Regions from separate parts of the Homo sapiens genome. Here region 1 is linked to region 2. Evidence: chromatin loops called from intact Hi-C (ENCODE). Cell type or tissue: CD4-positive, alpha-beta T cell. All regions are shown on one strand. Each heading gives the region's core, and the rest is flanking DNA. Links, peaks and the distances in the headings are about the cores only.

Region 1 (15,911 bases), core at 3,830-11,829, 75 kb before region 2:
ATTTGGAATTATTATTTTATTTTTTTGGAGACAGAGTCTCGCTCTATCCCCCAGAGAGTGCAGTGGCGCGATCTTGGCTCATTGCAACCTCCGCCTCGCCGGTTCAAGCGATTCCCCTGCCTCAGCCTCCCAAGTAGCTGGGATTACAGGCGTGTGCCACCATAGCCGGCTAATTTATTTGTATTTTTAGTAGAGATGGGGTTTTGCCATGTTGGCCAGATGGGTCTCGAACTCCTGACCTCAGGTGATTCGCCTGCTTCGGCCTCCCAAAGTGCTGGGATTACAGGCGTGAGCCACTGCACCGGGCATATATATGTATATTTTTTGTAGTAGTATCCAGTTAGCCCAAAATCCACTCCCTCCATGGATTTGAAACTGCAGAGAGGGGAGGCTATTTTGGCCAGGATGGTAGCATTTAGTCGACTCCTAAAGGAGCAGTTAGTCATAGGGAAGAACTGAGAGTAGGCGGCTCAGATAGCATATGCAAAGGCTCTGGGGCGGTAATGTTGTTGCCCTGTGCAAAGACCAACTGGGAAGCCTGTGGCTGGAGTACAGTGAATAAGGGGGATGGTGGAGGGAGTTGAGGGTGGACAGGTGAGGTGTTTGGCTTTATTCTGAGGCTGTGGGGGCACAAGGAAGGGACCAGCTCTGGTGCACAAAAGGTCCCTTCCATCTCGGGGATGGCATGCCCATTCGACAGATATGGAGACTGAGGCTTGCTGAGGCGCAGACAGGCACAGACAGGAGTCAAGGATGGTGCCTCCATTTGCTGGACTAGGAGCTGAGGCCGGGGGTCCTCTCGTTTCTCTCAGTGCATGGACGACGTGACCTCGCAGCCTTATTTGTGCACGATCACCCACAGCAGGATCCTTTCATCCTGCTGGTAGCTTAGCCTCAACTGCGTGTAGCAAGAAAGCTCTTCCGCTGCAGTGCTGAGCCGCCCGCTCCGCCCAGCCCCAGCCCCAGCCCCAGCCCACCCGGCGCATCTCAGCCTCTAGCCACGCCCCCAAACCCTCTGCACAGGTGCACTTCGCCCCGCTTCCACCTGATGGGGCAGCCTGGTCCTGCACTGCCCACCCAATAAAGATAGCCCCGCCCCATCAGGCGCATCCTGGACCCAAGTCCACTCCTCCCTATGGGCCGCTGTCTGGTCCCTAGCACCGGCTGACCTTTGCGCCCCGCCTTCTTTCTATACCGTGGATGCAGGAATAGCCTCGTCCCAAAACCTGCCCCTACATGTCCTTGCCGTGTGACCCCGGGAGTATCGTTTCACCTCTGAACCTCAGCTTTCCCCTCTCTACAGTGAGTGGGGGTCGAGCCCCCTCTGTGACTCGATTGATCCACTCCTAGCAGGCTGTTGGATCGACGATCTTTGAGGATGCAGGTTGAGCGCTCAGCATATCACCGGCGCTCAATAAATGGCCTTGTTTCTTCCGTTTGTCTGGAACAGGAGATGCAGAAATAGGCAGTAGTGGCTGGCCATGATGGCTCACACTTGTAATTCCAACACTTTGGGAGGCTGAGGCGGGTGGATCACCTGAGGTCAGGAGTTCGAGACCAGCCTGGCCAACATGGTGAAATCCCGTCTCTACTAAAAATACAAACATTAACAGGGCATGGTTGTGCACGCCTGTAATCCCACCTACTAGGGAGGCCAAGGCAGGAGAATCGCTTGAACTCAGGAGGCGGAGGTTGCAGTGAGCCGAGATGGCGCAACTGCACTCCAGCCTGGGCAACAGTGAGACTCTGTCTCAAAAAAAAAAAAAAAAAGAGCCGGGCGCTGTGGCTCACGCCTGTAATCCCAGCACTTTGGGAGGCCAAGGCGGGCGGATCACGAGGTCAGGAGATCAAGACCATCCTGGCTAACACGGTGAAACCCCGTCTCTACTAAAAATACAAAAACAAAATTAGCCCGGTGTGGTGGCGGGCGCCTGTAGCCCCAGCTACTCGGGAGGCTGAGGCAGGAGAATGGCGTGAACCCGGGAGGCGGAGCTTGCAGTGAGCCGAGATCGCGCCACTGCACTCCAGCTTGGGAGACAGAGCGAGACTCCGTCTCAAAAAAAAAAAAAAAAAAAAATTATGCGGGCATGGTGGTGCATGCCTGTAATCCCAGCTACTCAGGAGGCTGAGGCAGGAGAATCACTTGAACCTGGGAGGCAGAGGTTGCAGTAAGCCGAGATCATGCCATTGCACTCCAGCCTTGTTGACAGAGCGAGACTCCGTCTCAAAAAAAGAGAAAGAAAGAAAAAAAGAAATAGGCAGTAGTTGGAGAGGGCTGGCTGAGGAAGAAGCCAGCAGGTTGGGCAGGGGCAGAAGCCGGCCCTGAACCTCAGTTTTCTTATCTGTAAAAGGGACCTTCAGGCCAGGTACAGTGACTCATGCCTGTAATCCCAGTGGTTTGGGAGGCTGAGGTGGGAAGATAGCTTGAGGCTCCCCTCACTGGACAGCTAGACACACTTCCCTGCTGGACATTCTAAATTAAATTAGCCCCCTAAAAATGTAAGACACAGGCTGAAGGGTGGGGTCCCATCTCTACCTTGCCTTCACTGGCTGCAGGTCTGAGTGCTCATGGATTTTCTTTTTTTTTTTTTTTTTGAGACGGAGTCTTGCTCTGTTGCCCAGACTAGAGTGCAATGGCACGATCTCGGCTCACTGCAACCTCCACCTCCCGGGTTCAAGCGATTCTCCTACCTCAGCCTCCTACGTAGCTGGGATTTCAGGTACGTGCCACCACGCCCGACTAATTTTTTGTATCTTTAGTGGTGATGGGGTTTCACCATGTTGGCCAGGCTGGTCTCAAACCCCTGATCTCAGGATCCATCCACCTCGGCCTCACAAAGTGCTGGGATTACAGGCACGAGCCACCGCGCCCGGACGGTCATGGGTTTTCTTGTCATTGGTGGTGTTTTGAAACAGAGCCTCACTCTGTCACACAGGCTGGAGTGCAGAGGTTGATCACGGCTCACTGCAGCCTTGATCCCAGGCTCAAGTGATTCTCCCACCTTAGTCTCCCAAGTAGCTGGGACTATCGGTGTGCGCCACCACACCCAACTAATTTTTTTATTTTTAGTAGAGATGGGATTTCACTATGATGGCCAGTCTGGTCTCAAACTACCAGGCTCAAGCAATCTGCCCGCCTCAGCCTCCCAAAGTGCTGGGATTACAGGCGTGAGCCTCGGCACCTGGCCCAGACAGTCTTTTATTTATTTATTTTCCGAGACAGGGTCTCACTGTGTCACCCAGGCTGGAGTACAGTGGCACAATCATGGCTCACTGCAGCCTCTAATTCCTGGGCTCAAGCGATCCTCCCACATCAGCCTCCTAAGAAGCTTGGACCACAGGCATGCACCACCATGCCTGGCTAATTTTATTTTATTTTTTGTAGAGATGGGTTTTGCCATGTTGCCCCAGACTGGTCTCAATCTCCTGGGCTCAAGTGATCCCCTGGCCCCAGCCTCCCAAAGTACTGGGATTACAAGCATGAGCCACGGCACCCAGCCAAATTGGGATTTATAAAAACCTTTGTCAAGAGAGTGTAGGCTGGGCACGGTGGCTCACCCTTGTAATCCCAGCACCTTTGAGAGGCCGAGGCAGGTGGATCACTTGAGGTCAGGAGTTCAAGACCAGCCTGATCAACATGGTGAAACCCTGTTACTACTAAAAATACAAAAATTAGCAGGGCATGGTGGCGCATGTCTGTAGCCCCAGCTACTCATGGGGGCTGAGACAGGAGAATCACTTGAACCCAACAGGCAGAGGTTGCAGTGAGCCGAGATTGTGCCCTGCACTCTAGCCTGGGTGACGGAGTGAGAAACTGTCTCAAGAAATTTAAAAAAAGGAGAGTTTAAATGCTGGCCAAGGACCAAGGAAACCAATCAAGGGGCCTCAGGGTTCAAGCTTTATGTTTGGGGACAATCTTAGGCCATAGGATGGGGTGACCTCCCTGCCAGCCTTGTAGCCTACTCACTTGAGGCTCAGCGGTCCCTCCCTCAGACAGGGACCTCCATTCTGTCACCTACGATGACACCTTCTTTTCTTGTGGGATCCACTGTTTGGAAACGTGTGTAATCAATCCCAGCACTTTGGGAGGCCAAGGAGGTGGGCGAAATCACCTGAGGTCGGGAGTTCAAGACCAGCCTGGCCAACATGGTGAAACCCCGTCTCTACTAAAAATACAAAAATTAGTCGGACATGGTCGTGCGTGCCTGTAGTCCCAGCTACTCATAAGGCAGAGGCGAGAGAATCGCTTGAACCTGGGAGACGGAGGTTGCAGTAAACCAAGATTGTGCCATTGCACTCCAGCCTAGATGACAGAGTGAGACTCTGTCTCAAAAAAACAAAAACAAAAACAAAAACTTTTTTTTGGTAGAGACAGGATCTTGCTGTGTTGCCCAGGCTGGTCTCGAACTCCTGGACTCAAGCGATCCTCCATCCTGGGCCTCCCAAAGTGCTGGGATTATAGGCACGAGGCGCCATGCCTGGTTTATGGCTTCTGATTTTAATCTACATCTTGCAAAGCAAATATCTCTAACATTCATTTGCAAATGTCAGACATTCAGAGAAATGGACACACTCACCCATCACTGCTGGGAGCCAAGTAAGGTCCCCTGTATGGAAGGTGATGTGGTCTTAAGTATTCATCAAAAATGCTGAAAAGCTGGGTTCAGGGATGAATGCCTGTAGTCCCAGCTACTCAGGAGACTGAGGTGGAAGAATCACTTGAATCCGGGAGTTCTGGGCTGTAGTGCACTATGCCAATTGGGTGACTACAGTAAGTTTGGTGTCAATATGGTGACCTCCCAGGGAGCGGGAGACCACCACCAGGTTGCCTAAGGAGAGGTGAACCGGCCCAGGTTGGAAACTGAGTAGGTAAAATTCTTGTGCTGATCAGTAGTGGGATCACACCTGTGAATAGCCACTGCACTCCAGACGGGCAACATACTGAGACCCCTGTCTCAAAAAAAAAAAAAAAAAGGAAAAGGAGAAGGAGAAAACTTGAAAACGTGTGTTTGGCTGGGCTCGGTGGCTCATGCCTGTAAACTCAACACTTTGGGAGGCCGAGGCCGGTGATCACTTGAGGTCAGGAATTTGAGACCAGCCTGGCCAACATGGTAAAACCCCATCTCTACTAAAAACACAAAACTTAGCCGGCCGTGGTGGTGGGTGCCTGTAGTCCCAGCTACTTGGGAGGCTGAGGCAGGAGAATCACTTGAACCCAGGAAGTGGAGGTTGCAGTGAGCCGAGATTGCGCCACTGTACTCCATCCTGGGCGACAGAGTGAGACTGTCTCAGAAAAAAAAAAAAAAAAAAGAAAATGTGTTATTCTATTTGTTAGGCTGTCCCCAGAGAGTGACCTAGATGTCCAACCATAGGAGATCTGTTTAACAAACCATAGAAAAGCTTCAAGGTGAGTGATGCTGAAGTCTCTGAACTCAAGAATGTACACTGGAATTTGGCCTTGACTGACAAATCATGTGTATAGTGTAATTCCATTTGGGCTAAGAAAAAAAAGAAAGAAAGAAAAAAAATCTAGATGGAAATAGACCATCGTGTTAGTAACAGTTATTTCTGGGCATTGATTTTATTTTTAAAATTTTGTTCACTCAACAGATATTTACAGAGCACCTGGTCCGTGTCAGCTAGGGCCAAGGGCAAGGATGGCATCTGAATTTGTTTACTTAGTTTGTTTCCTGTGCCAGCATTTTAAAATTTACCAATAAGCACCAGGCATAAAGTAAATAGGTATTAAAAATTCAGAAAGGAAATTAAACGCTATGACAAGGGACCTATTTAGATTATTTACGTTACACGTGTCTGTGCTTTCTAAAACTGTTTTTACAATGAGCATACATTATTTGGAGAATCAGAAAAGAGGCCGGCACGGTGGCTCATGCCTGTAATCCCAGCACTTTAGAAGACTGAGGCGGACAGATCATTTGAGGTCAGGAGTTCGAGACCAGCCTCGCCAACATAGTGAAACCCCGTCTCTACTAAAAAATACAAAAATTGGCTGGGTGTGGTGGCTCACGCCTGTAATCCCAGCACTTTGGAAGGCCGAGGTGGGCAGAAAATGAGGTCAGGAGTTCAAGACCAGCCTGACCAACATGGTGAAACCCCGTCTCTACTAAAAATACATAAAAAAAAAAAAATAGCTGGGCATAGTAGTGAGTGCCTGTAATCCCAGCTACTGGGGAGGCTGAGGTAGGAGAAACGCTTGAACCCAGGAAGCAGAGGTTGCAGTGAGCCAAGATCATGCCACTGCACTCCAGCTCTGCGACAGAGCAAGACCCTGTCTCAAAAAAAAAAAAAAAAATTAGTTGGGCGTGATGGCGCGTGCCTGTAATCCCAGCTACTCGGGAGGCTGAGGCAGGAGAATTGCTTGAACCTGAGAGGCGGAGGTTGCAATGAGCCGAGGTCATCCCATTGCATTCCAGCCTGGGTGACAGAGTGAGACTTCATCTCAAAAAAAAAAAAAAAGGAAGAAAAGAAAAAGAAAATATGGAACTCTGAATCCATTAGGAAACATACACCTATGTCCCACACCCCTCCCATCCCCCCACCAGTGCCATCCACCTTTTTTTTTTTTTTTTTTTTTTTTTGAGATAGGGTTTCACTCTGTCATCCAGACTGGAATACAGAGGCGCCATCACGGCTCACTGCAGCCACGACCTCCTAGGCTCAAGCCATCCTCCCACTTCAACCTCCCGAGTAGCTGGGACCACTGGTGTACACTATCATGCCCAGCTAATCTTTTTATATTTTGTAGATATGGGGTCTCGCTATGTTGGCAGGCTGGTCTCAAGCTCCTGGCCCCAAATGATCCTTCTGCCTCAGCCTCCAAAAGTGTTGGGATTATAGGCATAAGCCACTGCGCCTGGCCCCATCCACCTTCTCAACCTCCCTTCCTGTTCTCCTCACCCCAGCTCCTCCTGGCCCCTCCCCTGGAGTGGAGCTGATACATCCCAGCTGATGGGGCCTGATGTGGGCCTCAACTCCTTGTAAATGTGCAATTAACATGAGACAGATTGATTTCCAAATGGGAAAACTGAGGCTCAGAGAGGTAAACTGACCTCTTCAGTGTCACACAGTGCACATGTGACAAAGTGGAGCACAAACCCAGATATATCTGTCGCTGGAGCTCTTGCTGACCCCAGAGTGGCCTCAGGCCAAGCCTGAATTCCTTCCCCGGGCCTTTTTATTGGGCTTAAATCACAGGGGCTTTATTATTGGTGGGTGGGGTGGTATCCCCCCTGACCTGGAGGCCTGATGCCTCAATGGCCCACAGGCAGAAATTGCTGGTCTTCTCCTCGGCGCCCCCTCACACTGGTGCTGCTGGGCCCCCAAGAAACCTCGGCCTCAGGCCTTGCTCTCGAGCAGCCTCCAGTCTGAAAGCTGAGCCAGGTGCATTCACTCTTCGCTCCATGGGTTGGGCCTGGGTGAGAGGAAGGGACAGGGAGGGTCTGGGCCACACCAAGGGCTGCAAGGAGGAAGGCACATGGAGTTGGGGCTTGAAGAATGAGTAGAAGTATGAGAAGTGGAAGTAGAGTTGGGTGGATCATGGATGATGCCTGCATATGAGGGTGGATGGATGGAAGCATGGATGGATGGGATAGGAATGGGGGATTGGTGAATGGTGGGATGGATGGGGATGGATGGGGGATGGAAGATAAATGACTGGATGGGTGACTGGGCAGATGGATGGGCAGATGGATGGATAAATAATGGATCGATGAATGGATGAATATATGGGAAGATGAGTGTACACACGGTTGGATGGTTGGATGGATGGGTGTATAGATAGATAAATGAATAGTAAATGGATGAATGGATAGTTGGATGGATGGGAAGATGGCTGGGTGAATGGATGGATGGATAGATGGATGGATGGGTGGATGGGTGGATGGATGGATGGATGGGTGGGTGGATGGGTGGATGGATGGGCAGATGGATAGGTGTATGGATGGATGGATGGGTGGGTGGATGGATGGATGAATGGATGGATGGATGGATGGATGGATGGATGGATGAATGGGTGGATGGATAGATGATTGGATGGTTGGATGGTTGGGGAGATGGATGGGTGTATGCATGGATGGATGGGCGGGTGGATGGATGGATGGGTGGATGGGTGGATGGATGGATGGGTGGATGGGTGGATGGATGGATGGATGGTTGGGAAGGTGGATGGGTGTATGGATGGCTGGATGGGTGGGTGGATGGGTGGATGGATGGGCAGATGGATAGGTGTATGGATGGATGGATGGGTGGGTGGATGGATGGATGGGTGGATGGGTGGATGGGTGGGTGGATGGATGGTTGGATGGATGGGAAGATGGATAGGTGAATGGATGGATGGGTAGGTGGATATGTGGATGGATGGGTAAATGGGTGGATGGATGGATGGTTGGATGGATGGGAAGATGGATGGGTGTATGGATGGATGGATGGGTGGGTGGATGAGTGGATGGATGGGCAGATGAATAGGTGTATGGATGGATGGATGGGTGGGTGGATGGATGGATGGATGGATGAATGGAAGAATGGGTGGACGGATAGATGGTTGGATGGATGGGAAGATGGATAGGTGTATGGATGGATGGATGGCTGGGTGGGTGGGTGGATGGATGGATGGATGGATGGATGGACGGACAGGCAGATGGGTGGGTGGATGGATGGATGGATGGATGGATGGATGGATGGATGGGCGAATGAGTGGATGGGTGGGTGGATGGGTGGGTGGATGGATGGATAGGCATTGAGTGGGTGCATGAACATGTGAGGAAGTGGAAAGGTGTAGCTTGAGCCCCAACACTCTCTAAGCACCCCGCCTACCCTTCGAAGAGCCCAGTGTAGACTGTCACACTGGTAGTGGCCCTAGTGCGCCTGTGCCTTGCATCCCTGTATCCAACCTGGTCTCCCCAGGTGCCTTTTCAAGGGCCAGCCCCTCCTCCCACAGGACTCCAGACAGCTGCCTTCGAGCCAGGTCCAGATGCTGCTCAACACCCACCCTGGGCCCTGTGACTGCTAGAAGGTGGAGGGCTCTGGCAGATGTGAGTTGGAGGTCACTGGCCAGTTACACAATGTCTGTTTTGCATGTGGGCATGGCTGTGGTGTCCCAGATGGACTCTGAGTGGCCCCCCAGGAGAGGGTCTCATCTAGAAGCGAGAGGCCAGCCCCCAAGCAACTGCTCTCCAAGTCTGTATGTCTATGTTTCTTTCTGTTTCTCACTCTCCTGACCTGTTAACAGCCAACTCCTGAGCACCTACCACCTGGAAGGGCCCTGCAGGAACCCCTCAGCTACTGGTCATGACCTCCCTGGATGGTACCCCCCAGAACAGTGGGGTTACCACCAAGGGCTTGGCCCAGCCACCAGCAGCTATATCCCTCCTGGGTCCCAGGATAGATGCCAAAGCCTGAGGGACCCCAAGGTGTTAGGGGGGACCCCAAGATGTGGGTGTACTGACACCCTTCCCCAGACTCTGGTCCCCATTGACTTTGGGATTTGTTTCTTTGTTGTTTTTCTTTTTTTTTTTCTTTGTTGTTTTTCAAGACAGGTCTCGCTCTGTCCCCCACGCTAGAGTGCAGCGGTGCAATTTGAGCTCACTGCAGCCTTGACCTCCTGGGCTCAAGCAGTTGTCCTGTTTCAGCCTCCCCAGTAGTTAGGACTACAGATGTGTGCCACCACGCCCGGCTAATTTTTGTTTGTGTGTTTTTATTTTTCTGAGGTGGAGTCTCACTCTGTCACCCAGGCTGGAGTGCAGTGGCGTGATCTTGGCTCACTGAAACCTCCGCCTCCCAGGTTCAAGCGATTCTCTTGACTCAGCCTCCTGAGTAGCTGGGATTACAGGTGTGTGCCACAATGCCCGGCTAATTTTTTTTTTTTGTATTTTTAGTAGAGATAGGGTTTCACCATGTTGTCCAGGCTTGTCTCAAACTCCTGACCTCAAATGATCCACCCACCTCGGCCTCCCAAAGTGCTGGGATTAGAGGAGTGAGCCACCGCACCTGGCCAGTGTCTCCCCTGTTGATGCAGTCAGCGCCCAACGTGTGACCCTTTCTCTTTGTTTCAGCGATCCTCCTTCCCTGTGACCTCCGTCCGGGCTGGAAGATCCTTGAACTCCGGAAAGCAGATGTTTCCCTGCTGTTGGAGGCCTGAGATTTCAGCGATAAGACCCGGAGGCCAGCATCCAGGACCTCGTGAGAGACAGAGGAAGATGGGAAAGGGTTTATGAAGACAAGTTTCCTCCCTCAGGCCCTGGGATTACAGGTGTGAGCCACTGTGCCTGGCTGCAAATCTTTTTTTTTTTTTTTTTTTTTGAGACAGTCTTGCTATTTCCCAGACTGTTGTGCAATGCTGCCATCTCGGCTCACTGCAACCTCCACCTCCCAGGTTCAAGCGATTTTCCTGCCTCAGCCTCCCGAATAGCTGGGACCACAGGCATGCACCATCACACCTGGCTAATTTTTGTATTTTTAGTAGAGATAGGGTTTCACCACGTTGGCCAGGCTGGTCTCGAACTCCTGGACTCAAGTGATCCTCCTGCCTCGGCCTCCCAAAGTGCTGGGATTACAGACATGAGCCATCGCACCCGGCTGCAAATATTTAAACACAAAAGAAGATCACAACTGGGTATAGTGGCGCACACCTGTAGTCCCAGCTACCTGGGAGGCTGAGGTGGGAGGATCATCTGAGACCAGGAGGTCGAAGCTGCAGTGAGCCATGATCACGCCACTGCACTTCAGCCTGGGTGAAAGCGTGAGACCTTGTCTAAAAAAAAAAAAAAAAAAAGCAGATCATGCCCTCTCCTGCTCAAAAGCCTTATGTGGCTCCCCAGTGCTCTAAGTATAAAGTCTGCATTCCTTCCTGGGGACCCACAGGTCCCTGATGCCCAGCCTGTAGCCCTCCCTGCCTACATGGTGCCCTCCCCACTCTGCCCAACTCACTTTGCTTCAGTCACAGCCGCCTCCTCAATGCTGTCCCAAGGGGCTGAACACATCCCTGCCTCAGGGCCTTTGGGCGTGCTATTGCCCTGAATCACCACCTCCACAAAGTAGCCTTCAGCAACCACTGCAGTCTTGACCTGGTGCTTTGCCTGGTTTTCTTTCTTTTGCAAAATCCTGTCAGAAGTCATTTCCTCGTTCCCTTGTCTACCAGACATGAGGTCCCTGAGGGCAGGGTGTCCTAACAGACCTGGATGCCTTAAGTGCTTAATAAACATGAGTTAATGATGAATAATCCTTGCTTTACAGAGGAGGAAACAGAGGCTCAGGGAGGAAGGGCTGTTGGACCCCTTGAGTTTGAGCCCAGGCTGCACCAAATCCACCTGCAGGTGGATGAGCAAACCCCCCAACCTGCTCCCTGGGTAAGCAAAGCTCCAGAGGTTGCAAGGAGCAGACTTGGCCTCTCAGACTGGGGTTCCAGGACCAGCCTTTCCTCTCTGCTGACTTTTTGTTGTTGTTGTTTTGAGACAAAGTCTCACTCTGTCGTCCAGGCTGGAGTGGAGTGGTGTGATCTGGGCTCACTGCAACCTCTGACTCCTGGGTTCAAGCAATTCTCCCACCTCAGCCTCCTGAGTAGCTGGGGTTACAGGTGCACACCACCATGCCCGGGTTACTTTTTGTGTTTTTACTAGAGGCAGGTTTTTGCCATGTTGGCCAGGCCGGTCTCGAATTCCTGACCTCAAGTGATCTGCCTGGTTTGGCCTCCCAAAGTGCTGGGATTACAGGAATGAGCCACCACCTCCAGCCTCCTGGTGACTTTTTTTTTTTTTTTTTTGAGACAGAGTCTCGCTCTGTTGCCCAGGCTGGAGTGCAGTGGCGTGATCTCGGCTCACTGCAAGCTCCACCTCCCAGGTTCACGCCATTCTCCTGCCTCAGCTTCCCAAGTAGCTGGGACTACAGGCGCCTGCCACCACGCTCGGCTAATTTTTTGTATTTTTAGTAGAAACGGGGTTTCATCGTGTTAGTCAGGATGGCCTCGATCTCCTGACCTCGTGATCCACCCGCCTCGGCTTCCCAAAGTGCTGAGATTACAGGCGTGAGCCGCCATGCCCGGCCTTTTTTTTTTTTTTTTTAAGATGAAGTCTCACTCGGTCACCCAAGCTGGAGTGCAATGGCGTGATCTTGGCTCACTGCAACCTCTGCCTCCCGGGTTCAAGGGTTCAAGTGATTATCCTGCCGCAGCCTCCCGAGTAGCTGGGACTACAGGCGTGTGCCACCACACTGAGCTAATTTTTGTATTTTTAGTATAGACAGGGTTTCACCATGTTGGTCAGGCTGGTCTTGAACTCCTGATCTCAGGTGATTCACCCACCTCGGCCTCCCAAAGTGCTGGGAGTATAGGCATGAGCTACCATGCCTGGTTATTTTTTTCTTTTTCTTTTTTTTTTTTTTTTTTGAGACGGAGTCTTGCTCTGTCACCCAGGCTGGAGTGCAGTGGCACGATCTCGGCTCACTGCAAGCTCCACCTCTCGGGTTCACATCATTCTCCTGCCTCAGCCTCCCCAGTAGCTGGGGCTACAGGCGCCTGTCACCATGCCTGGCTAATTTTTTGTATTTTTAGTAGAGACGGGGTTTCACCGTGTTAGCCAGGATGGTCTTTATCTCCTGACCTTGTGATCTGCCCACCTCGGCCTCCCAAAGTGCTGGGATTACAGGTATGAGCCACCATGGCCGGCCCATTTTTTTGTATTTTTGTAGAGATGGGGTTTCACCATGTTGGCCAGGCTGGTCTTGAACTCCTGACCTCAGGTGAGCAGCCTGCCTCCGCCTCCCAAAGAGCTGGGATTACAGGCATGAGCTACCACCTCCAGCCTTCTGCTGACTTTTACTTTGGGGAACTGACAAGCTCCCTGAGCCTCAGTTTTCTCTTCTATGAAATGGGTTAGCTAGGTGCAGTGGCTTATGCCTGTAATCTCCGCACTGTGGGAGGCTAAGGCAGGAGGATTGCTTGAGCCCAGGAGTTAGAGAGCAGCTTGGACAACATAGGAAGACCCCATCTCTACAAAATATTAAAAAATTAGCCAGGCTTGGTGGCTCACACCTCTAATCCCAGTGACTCGGGAGGCTGAGGCAGGAGAATCGCTTGAGCCCAAGAGGCTGAGGCTGCAGTGAGCTGAGATCGCACCACTGCACTCCAGCCTGGGCGGCAGAGTTAGACCTTGTCTCTCAAAAAATAAAAATTAATGCCGGGCGTGGTGGCTCATGCCTGTAATCTCAGCACTTTGGAAGGCCGAGGCGGGCGGATCACGAGGTCAGGAAATCGAGACCATTGTGGCTAACACAGTGAAACCCCGTCTCTACTAAAAATACAAAAAAAATTTAGCCGGGTGTGGTGGCACGTGCCTGTAGTCCCAGCTACTCAGGAGGCGGAGGCACGAGAATTGCTTGAACCTGTCAGATGGAGGTTGCAGTGAGCCGAGATCGCGCCACTGCACTCCAGCCTGGGTGGCAGAGTGAGACTCTGTCTCAAAAAAAATAAATAAATAAAAATAAATAAATACATAAATAATTTGGTTACATGTCAGGCCCATGGGGTCCAGACTTGGACCTTGCCTTCCTCCCCCAGAGCCCCTGCTGTGCACTCCTATACTGGATAACAGTGGAGCCCCTGAGAGGCCTGGGTCCTGGGCCTGGACTCCAGTTAGCCCCCAGTCTGGGAGGGAGGCAGGGCCAGACACAGACGCATCCTCGTCCTGGGGGTCAGGATTGTCAGAGTTGTGGGGAGGGCTGGAAGGCTTCCTGGAGGAGATGGCCTTAGAGCTGGCATTTCAGGCCATACGTGGGACCCAGTACAAGTGCTCTGAAGTGGGGCTGAGCAGCTTGACCAATGGGCAATGAGGAGCTTGAGCCTCTCTCTGAGGTGTCCAGGAGAGCCACGGAAGATGCTGGAGCAAGGAGGTGGGCAGCATCGCCAGTTAGAGGGGTCCCTTGGTGTGTGTTGGTGGGGGGGATCCTAGAGGGCATAGCCAGGGCACAGGTGGCCAAACCAGAGACCCCGGCCTGTGCCTGGGGACTAGGAATACTCTCCCTCTGGCAGACCCAGGGAAGAGGCTGTAGCATGTGAGTCACCTGGCTGCTGTGAGAACATTCGGCGCGCGGCAGCCCCACGTGGGCTGTCACCAAGCAGGAACACGGCCCCCAGAGGCCCTCTGAGCTGCCTTCCCCACGGGCTTCTGCTCTCTGTTCCCACAGCTGCTCCCCCAAGGCCACAGAAGGAGCGTGGGATGGGGGGACAGGCGGGGAGGAGGCCGTGTAGGCTGCACAGCCAGCATTTGGGAGCTCCAGGGTAGAGTGGGGCTTCCCCGGCAGAGGGCTCACTGTGTTCTGGGGCTGCCCTAGTCTCAGGACTCTGCTCAGGGTGGGGAAACTGAGGCTCAGAGAATGGTAGGGTCTGCGACCATTCTGCACATGGACAGACACCTCGTTCTTTCCTAAGAGCTGAAACCCTGCCCAGGGCCTGCAGTGTCAATGTGACCACTCCCTCTCTCTCTGGCTCCAAACTCCCCATGGCTCCCCAGTGCCTTCAGAATGAAACCCACACAACTCACCAAGACCCACAAGGCTCTGCTCAGTTCCTGTGACCCCCTAGGTCTCAGCAGTCCCATAAGCTTTTCTCCCACTTACTCCACTCTAGACACCTGTCTAATGTACCAGCAACATGTCCTGCCTGGCCCCACCTCAGGGCCTTTGCCCATGCTCCGACCCCCAGTGCCTAAAGCACCCTTTTTAAATTACACCTGTTTCATCCCTCAGGAAAGGTGCAAAGAGTTCATGAAAGGTTATATGCCCAGGAACACACAGCAAGCTGGTGGGACTTGGGATATGAAACCAGGCCCATCTGACTACCCCCACTCCCACCCCCTGGCAGCCCCTTTCCCGGCCATGGTATCACATCAAAAACAGACCTGGGCCGGGCGTGGTGTCTCACGCCTGTAATCCCAGCAATTTGGGAGGCCCAGGCAGGCGGATCACTTGAAGTTAGGTGTTCAAGACCAGCCTGGCCAACATGGTGAAACTCCATCTCTACTAAAAATGAAAAAATTAGTTGGGTGTGGCGGCACGCACCTGTAGTCCCAGCTACTCGGGAGGCTGAGGCAGCAGAATTGCTTGAACCTGAGAGGGGGAGATTGCAGTGAGCCGAGATTGTGCCACTGCACTCTGGCCTGGATGACAGCGAGACTCTGTCTCAAAACAAAACAAAAAGACTTCAAACCAATCCACCATGGAGCTGGCTGATTCTCAACCCCTCCAGATTTTTTTTTTTTTTTTTTTTTGAGACAAGAGTCTCGCTCTCCCGCCCAGGCTAGAGTACAGTGGCGCGATCTCGGCTCACTGCAACCTCTGCCTCCCAAGTTCAAGCGATTCTCTTGCCTCAGCCTCCTGAGTAGCTGGGACTACAGGAATGCACCACCACGCCCGGCTAATTTTTTATATTTTTAATAGAGACAGGGTTTCACCACATTGGCCAGGCTGGTGTTGAACTCCTGACCTCGTGATCCACCTGCCTCAGCCTCCCAAAGTGCTGGGATTACAGGTGTGAGCCATCGTGCCTGGCCATGCCCCTCCAGATCTTGCCACCTCTGGCTAGGTGCCAAAGACTCTCAGGCCTTGGGCCCAAGGCCCCCTGTTCAGGGAGCTCCAAGGCCAGCCGACCCCCAATTCCCGCAGTGCCTCCCCTGATGTGGCCTCAATTTCTCCGCCCCACTTTCTGCCCTTCAAGCGCTGCTGATGGCGGAGGCTTCAAGGACGCCACAGCCAAAAATAATCGGGCCCCGACCTACCTCCGGAAATTGGGGCAGCCCCGCCCAGCCACCTGGCACCCAGGAGGTAATTAGTGCATGTGGCAAATTAGGGTAATTAGGTCTGCGGGAACTGAACCTCGGGTCCAGGTTTGCTGCTCAGAGGGGCCT
Region 2 (8,000 bases), core at 1-8,000:
GCCCACACAGAGTGCGGAGGCTGATGTTGCGGCGGGGCACAGAGGAGGCCGTGGAGGGGATCACATCAGGTCGGAGTGCTCAGGGTTCCAAGGTCAGAGTGCTCAGGGGTCCGACGAGGGGACAGACCAGAGGCAGGAAGGCTGAGGAGGGGATGTGGGCCCGGAGATTCCTGAGGGAGATTCCGCTGGGATGGGGTGAAACAGGCCCAGAGAGCCATAGCCACCCCACCCCACTCACCCACCCAGCTCTTCAGACGCTGCCCTTGACCAGCCAGGTCACACACCCAGGAGTTCCTGAGCACCTGCCACGCCCAAGCAATGGGGGCATGGCTGTGAACGCAGCTGACACACCCTGATGTTCTAGAGCCAACCACAGCCGTCAGTGAGCCTTTCAGATGGAGTCTGTCCAAACCTCACCATGCTGTGTGCATAAAACCCACCCGGCTTCAAAGCCTTCACATACAAACGAGTGAAAATATCTTATCCACCCTTTTATTTCTCTCTCTCTTTTTTTTTTGAGACAAGGTCTCACTCTGTCACCCAGGCTGGAGTGCAGTGGCGTGACCATTGCTCACTGCAGCCTGGACCTCCTGGGCTCAAGTGATCCTCCCACCTCAGCTCCCCGAAGTGTGGGGATTACAGGTGTGCGCCACCACGCCTGGCCTTGTTATCTCGACTCCATATTGAAATGACAATATTTTGGATATACTGAATTAATTAGAATGCATTATTAAAATTAATATTACCTGTTCTTTTCTCTTTCTTGTTAAATGTGGCCAATAGAAACTTTAAAATGAAATACACTGCTCATATACTATTCCTACGGGACTAGCTGCTCTAGCTGCGATAATAGGGTAGCCACGCCCCACAAATATAGAGCAACAAAGAGGTGGCCCTTTCAACTTTAATTAGACTTAAATAAAACTCCAGGAGCAGTAGCTCATGCCTGTAGTCCCCCAGCTACTTAGAAGGCTGAGTCAGGAGGATTGCTTGAACCCAGAAGTTTGAGTTCAACCTAGGCAACGTAGGGAGACCCTGTCTCTAATAAATAAATTTTTAGGCTGAGTGCGGTGGCTCACGCCTGTAATCCCACCACTTTGCGAGGCCGAGGCGAGCGGATCATGAGGTCAGGAGATCGAGACCATCCTGGCTAACACAGTGAAACCGTGTCTCTACTAAAAATACAAAAATTAGCTGGGCGTGGTGGTGGGCGCCTGTAGTCCCAGCTACTCAGGAGGCTGAGACAGGAGAATGGCATGAACCCGGGAGGCGGAGGTTGCAGTGAGCCGAGATCATGCCACTGCACTCCAGCCTGGGCGACAGAGCGAGACTCCGTCTCAAAAATAAACAAACACGTACATAAATACATTTTTAAAATTACTTTATCTTATTTATTTACTTACTTATTTTTTTGAGACAGAGTCTCGCTCTGTCGCCCAGGCTGGAGTGCAGTGCCATGACATTGGCTTACTGCAACCTCCGGCTCCCAGGTTCAAGCAATCCTCCCGCCTCGCCTCAGCCTCCCAAGTAGCTGGGATTACAGGGGTATGACATCACACCGGCTAATTATTATATTTTTAGTAGAGATGGGGTTTCACCATGTTGGCCAGGCTGGACTCGAACTCCTGACCTCAAGTGATCCACCTGCCTCGGCCTCCCAAAGTGCTGGGATTACAGGTGTGAGCCACCACGTCTGGTTAGTTTAAAAAATAATTTTAAAAAGCCCCTATTCCATTCCTCAGCCACACAAGCCACAGTTCAAGGGCTCAGTGGCCACAAGTGGCTGGTGGCTCCCATGTTGGACAGTACAGGTTTAGAACATTCCCATAGTTCTAGAAAGTTCTATAATTCAAGGCTCTCTAGAGGGCAGAATCAGATGATAGAACCAAAAAGGAAGGAAGGAACAGTTCATTTGAAGGTGATAAGAATTATGGAGAAAAGGCCAGGTGCAGTGGCTCATGCCTGTAATCCCAGCACTTTGGGAGGCCGAGGTGGGTGGATCACCTGAGGTCAGGAGTTTGAGAACAGCCTGGCCAACATGGTGAAACCCTGTGTCTGCTAAAAATAAAAAAATTAGCTGGGCATGGTGATGAGTGCCTGTAGTCCAAGCTACTCAAGAGGCTGAGGTGGGAGAATCGCTTGAACCCGGGAGGCAGAGGTGGCTGTGAGCCGAGGCATTCCAGCCTGGGCAACAGAGTGAGGCTGTGTCTCCAAAAAAAAATTGTGGCTGCAGGTGTTAGGTGTTAGTTGGTCTGGGGGTGACAGATGAGCAGATGAGCAGAGACTGAAAGGAGTGAAGGGAGGTGCTGAATGCCAGGCACTGGCATGCTGGGTCATGGGGACAGCACGTGCAAAGGACCTGTGGCAGGAGCCCAGGAGCTGTCAGGAGACAGAGCAAGGAACAGGGACTTGGTGAGAGACACTTCCCCACGTCCAGGGTGAATCCAGGACCCTCGGGCAGCTCATCTGTCAGATGGAGACTCTGTGGAAGGACAGGGGATGGCCTTCGGGCTTATTAAGATCCTAATGGGGCCGGGCACGGTGGCTCACACCTGTAATCCCAGCACTTCGGGAGGCCAAGGCGGGTGGGTCACATGAGGTTGGGAATTCGAGATCAGCGGGACCAACATGGTGAAACCCCGTCTCTACTAAAAATACAAAATTAACTGGGCGTGGTGGCACATACCTGTAATGCCAGCTACTTGGGAAGGCTGAGGCAGGAGAATTGCTTGAACCCGGGAGGTGGAGGTTGCGGTGAGCTGAGATCGTGCCATTGCGCTCCAGCCTGGGCAACAAGAGCAAGACTCTGTCTCAAAAAAAAAAAAAAATTAAAAAAAAAAAGGATCCTGATGGGCTGCGGCAGAGGCCTTTCCTGCAGCGATGGCCAGGCTGCACGTACAGACCTGGAAGTCTCATCATGGTGGTGGTGTCCAAAGTGAGGGACAAGCTCATGGAGGATCTGGACACAGAGTACCCCAGGCCTGTGAGAGTCGGGGGTCATAGAGGGTCAGAGGTCACCAAGATGAGGAGGGGCCAGCAAGGAACTTCCAAGACCGGGCACAGTGGCTCGCGCCTGTAATCCCAGCACTTTGGGAGGCCAAGGTGAGAAGATCGCTTGAGCCCAGGAGTTTGAGGCCATTCTGGGCAACATAGCAAGACCCAGTCTCTACTAAAAATTAAAAAAATTAGCCGTGTGTGGTGTTGCTTTCCTGTAGTCCCAGCTTCTCCGGGGGCTGAGGTGGGAGGATCACTTGAGCCTAGGAGTTTGAGGCTGCAGTGGGCCCGATCACACCACTGCACCCCAGCCTGGGCCACAGAGCAAGACCCTGTCTCAAAAGAAAAATAAACTTCCAGGGAGCTCCCTGGGCCACATGGGGACACTGAGGCAGGGAAGATGAGGGTCTGGTTGGGGGTGCACGGCTAAGTGGGGGACAGTGAGGAAAGGGCATCCTGGGAAGTGGAGATGGGCAGGGCAGGCGAGGCAGGAAGGGTGGCTTTGAAGAGGCCCACGGGGAGCCTGAGGTGTAGCCCAGGGACTCTGCTGGGGGCCTTAGTGCAGAGTGGAGGTCCCCCAATGTGAGCTGCCCTCTCCTCTCTGCCTGCTGCTCCCCCAGGTACCACAATGTGGGCATCCTTGTGCTCTTCCTGCACGATATCAGTGACGTGCAGCTTGAGTTCACCAAGCTCAACATTTACTTCAAGTCCCGCGGCGGCTCCTACCATCGGCTGCATGCCTTGGCAGCAGACTTGGGCTGCCTCAGCTTCGGCTTCAGCTGGTGAGTGGTAGGGAGTGCTGGGCAGGGAGGGAGGTGTGGCCTGGTGAGGTGGGTGTGTCCAGAAAAGGGGCGGGACCAGGCAGGGAAGGAGGCGGGGCCCGGTGAGGTGGGTGTGTGGCATGACAGGGGAGGGGCCTCATGATTTGGGTGGGACTGAAGGGGCGGGGCTATACAGGAAAGGAGTAGGACAAGGGTGGGGCCAACTGAGCTAGGAGTGGGGCTGGGCAGAAAAGGATAAGCCAGGTGAGGTGGGTGGATCCAGGAAGGGGAGGGGCCTGGTGAGATAGGTTGGGCCAGGCATGGAAGGGGAAGAGCTAGACTAATACAGAGCAAGCCAGGGGTGGGGCCAAGCAGGGTTGGGGTAGGGCTAGGCAGAGAAAGAGGTAGGGCTTTGGTGTGGTGGGGAAGACCTGGCAGAGAAAGGGAGGCGCTGTGCAGGGAAGGAGGTGGGGGCTTGGTGAGGTGGGCGGGGCCTGGCAGAGAAGGGGAGGGACTGGGCAGGGAAGGAGGTGGGGCCTTGGTGAGGTGGGTGGGGCCTGGCAGGAAAGGGGAGGGACTGGGCAGGGAAGGAGGTGGGGTTTGGTGAGGTAGGTGGGGCCTAGCAGAGAAGGGGAGGGACTGGGAAGGGGAGGAGGTGGGGCCTTGGCGAGGTGGGTGAGGCCTGGCAGGGAAGTGGGGGGCCAGGCGGGGAAGGATGTGGGGCCTTGGCGAGGTGGGCGGGGCATGGCAGGGGAGGGGAAGGACAGAGCAGTAGTAGAAACAGGTGGGCAGAGGTGGGCAAGGATGGGATAAGGGGGCAAGGGTGGGTCTAGGACGGGATAGGACAGGGACTGGGTAGGGCACCGTCCCCCTCCACCCACGGCCTCCTGACTCCTCCCACCGCAGGTTCTGGTTCCGCCTCTACTGGTTCCCGCTCAAGGTCCTGTATGCCACCAGTCACTGCAGTCTGCGCACGGTGCCTGACATCCCCTTCTACTTCTTCTTCAATGCGCTCCTGCTGCTGCTCACCCTTATGAACCTCTACTGGTTCCTGGTGAGTCGGCCCCGGCTCTCCTCCACAGTGGCGGTCCCGTCCTCGTCCCAATCCCTGTCCCCTCCTCAGGCAGTCCCGGGGAGGGGCACGTTAGGTGGCAGACAGCCCGTGTGGAGGGCCCGGGACAGGAGCACATGGCTGTCAGCAGGGCAGTGGCGTGGGGGCTTTCTTCTCACTGGCACCTCCCCTCCCCTCTCGCAGTACATCGTGGCGTTTGCAGCCAAGGTGTTGACAGGCCAGGTGCACGAGCTGAAGGACCTGCGGGAGTATGACACAGCCGAGGCCCAGAGCCTGAAGCCCAGCAAAGCCGAGTGAGTGTGGAGGGGCCCGCACCCCGCGTTCCCTCCTTTAGTGTCACCCGTCCAAGCGTGTTCGTGGGCAGGCCCCCAAGACCCAGCAGCAGATGAGGCCGACGCGGATGCTGCCCCCCAAGCCTACTCCAAAACAGAGACTGCAATAAAGGCGTGGACGATGTGGCCAGTACCCTGAAGGACAGGACAGTGAGGAAGGGGAGGGAGAGGCTGGGGAGGGGCAGGCAGGGCGACAGGCAGGGTCTCAGCGGTAGGGACACTGAGGGCCAGGCCTAGTGGCTGGTGTGGCGGGAGTGGCGAGCCAGGGCCCTGTGGGTGGTGAGGAGTAGTTGCTGGCCAGCCTGGATGACGACCTCTGACCCATGTCGCCACTGGAGCTGGTGGCAGTGGGGCTGGGGAGGAAGGAACGCCAAGGGCCACAGAGAGAACCCAGGCTCCATCTGGGCCGAGACATCCTGGCCTCTGAGTTTGACAGGGGAGCCCACTGCCCGGCCAAACAGGAGCTGGGGCTGGGAGCTCAGACTCAGTCCAGCCCAGGTGGGAGTCCTGGGGAAGGAGATAGCCCACGAGCCTCACCAGCCCTGGGTGACAGCCAGATGGTGTCCGAAGCCCCAGGCCTGGGGCAGGCAGGGGGTGTCTGGGCCAGGGATGAACGGAGGCCAAACTGGGTAACAAGCAGAGTCGGGTGTGCAGTGTCTCATAGGCAACGTGAGGAGTGTTTGAGCAGGAGCCGGGGCAGGAGGTTGTGGAAGGCCCTGGAAGGTGCCGACCAGCCAGGCCCTCTGATTTGGCCGGTGGGGGCCATCGGTGACGTGGGAACGATGGTTTCAGGGAAGCAGTGGCTCAGAGCTCCGTGACGTTTTTTGGAACGGGAGGTGCGAGATGCAGACATTTAACACATCCGGGGCTGTAGCCAGGCAGAGGAGCGTCAGACCCCCCACCCTGTTTGGAAGGGAGAACCCATCAGATTCGCCTTGGGTGTAGATGAAACAGAAATAAAAGAATCAAAGACGACTCAAGACTTTTGGCTCGAGCTGGTATTGACTGAGATGGGATTGGGGCAGAGGGTCACATGGGTTCTGGCAGATGCGGCGTTAGGAGCCTCCTTTTGAGGGTGTTAGATTGCGCTGTCCTTTGAGCATGAGTCAAGAATTCTTTTTTTTTTTTTTTTTTGAGACAGGGTCTCACTCTGTCGTCCAGGCTGGAGTGTGCAGTGGCACGATCTCGGCTCGCTGCAACCGCCGCCTCCCAGGCCCAGGAAGTGATCCTCCTGCCTCAGCCTCCCAAGTAGCTGGGCCCACAGGCATGCACCACCATGCTGTGCTAACTTTTGTATTTTTTGTAGAGCTGGGGTTTCCTCATGTTGCTCAGGCTGGTCTCAAACACCTGGGCTCAAGTGGTCCACATGCCTTAGCCTCCCAAAGCTGCTGGGATTACAGGCATGAGCCACTGCAGCCGGCCTGAGTCGGGAATTCTCCAGAGATCAGCTAGGTCTCTCCAAGGAGTCTTCCAAAGGTGGCGATGGCTAAAGGGGGCACCAGTTTGGCCACATCTAGACACCAGGAAGGTCCTCTTGCTGTAGAACAGTGAGCTCATGGTGGGGACATCCTCGGAGGTGCAGAACCCAGAACAAGAGGAAGCCAGACCTCCCAGCCCCACCAGTGTCTGGCTCTGTCCCCGCTGAGGATGTCTCATCAGAACACAGGGTAAGAGCTGGCATGTCCTCTAGGACAGCAAAGCATGCACCCTGTACAGAAGTGCCAGAGAGTATCAGGGAACACCCTGTGATGATTGATCCCATAGGCACCACCAGCAGAATTCGATTCTCCAAGGACAGCCGGAGTTAGTGCAGTTGGGTATAAAACAGGATGGGACGAAGGCAGTCAGGCTGAGAGACGTCTTCCAAAAGAGCCCGTCAGGATGCCCAGAAACTGTCAAGATCATGGGAATCAGGGAAAGACCGAGGAACAATCCAGGGTCAGAGGAGACCAAGGAGACAGATGCCACCTGCAGCATGGGCTCCTGGACCAGGAAAGGGACCTTCACCAAGAAGCTGGTGAATTCAAATCATGTGGAGAGTTTAGTTAATAGCAAAGCACCAATGTCGGTTTCTTTAGCTGCAACCCATGTGCCATGGAAATGTAAGCTGTAATGTCAGGGGAGCTGGATGGAGGTGACAGGAGCTCCCTCTACTCCCTTTGTAGCATCTCTGTAAATCTAAAATTAATCTAAAATAAAAAAGTTTGGCCAGGCGTGGTGGCTCACGTCTGTAATCCCAGCACTTTGGGAGGCCAAGGCAGGAGGATGGCTTGAGGCCAGGTGTTCAAGACCAGCCTGGGCAATATAGGGATATGCAGTTCCTACACACACACACACACACACACACACACACAACCCAATCAAAACAAAACAAAACAAAAAACAGCCATGTGTTGTGGCACACACCTATAGTCCCAGCTACTCAGGAGGCTGAGGTGGGAGGATCACTTAAGCCAGGGAGCTGCAGTGAGCCGTGATCACACCACTATACTCCAGAGCAACAGAGCAAGACCCTGTCTCAAAACAAAGAAAAAAGACAAACCAAAACAAACAAAAAAGTTTATTTTAAAAACAGGTATGAGAGACCATCAAAAATGGCATTGAAGACCAGGCGCGGTGGCTCACGCCTGTAATCCCAGCACTTTGGGAGGCCAAGGCAGGTGGATCACTTGAAGTCAGGAGTTGGAAACCAGCCTGGCTAACATGGTGAAACCCCATCTCTACTAAAAATACGAAAAATTATCCAGGCATGATGGCGCACGCCTGCAATCCCAGCTACTCAGGAGGCTGAGGCAGGAGAATCGCTTGAACTCGGGAGGCAGAGGTTGCAGTGAAAAAAAG

What was found. A loop is a pair of places that touch in the nucleus more often than their neighbours do. Peaks named below come from ENCODE experiments on the same cell type or tissue, not always from the same donor. Only the 100,000 strongest peaks of a DNase experiment are listed, where the experiment ranks them.
Region 1: it touches region 2 in a loop (2.2-fold over the local background); 3 of 110 quality-filtered maps call a loop at or near these places.

The regions. Positions count from the first base shown.
Region 1 is chr19:18,947,004-18,962,914 of GRCh38, reverse strand. It overlaps the pseudogene RN7SL70P. Among named protein-coding and RNA genes, the nearest start is that of HOMER3, 14 kb to the right of the region's middle. In CD4-positive, alpha-beta T cell, for the core only: no CTCF peak of the experiment used is centred there; no DNase peak of the experiment used is centred there.
Region 2 is chr19:18,876,050-18,884,049 of GRCh38, reverse strand. CERS1 (ceramide synthase 1) reads left to right here. Exons shown (of 8, transcript NM_021267.5): 4 at 3,615-3,776; 5 at 4,662-4,809; 6 at 5,011-5,120. It overlaps GDF1 (growth differentiation factor 1), which reads left to right. Exons shown (of 8, transcript NM_001492.6): 4 at 3,615-3,776; 5 at 4,662-4,809; 6 at 5,011-5,120. Among named protein-coding and RNA genes, the nearest start is that of CERS1, 16 kb to the left of the region's middle. RefSeq lists a silencer at 3,799-3,848. In CD4-positive, alpha-beta T cell, for the core only: no CTCF peak of the experiment used is centred there; a DNase peak (open chromatin) is centred at 4,109.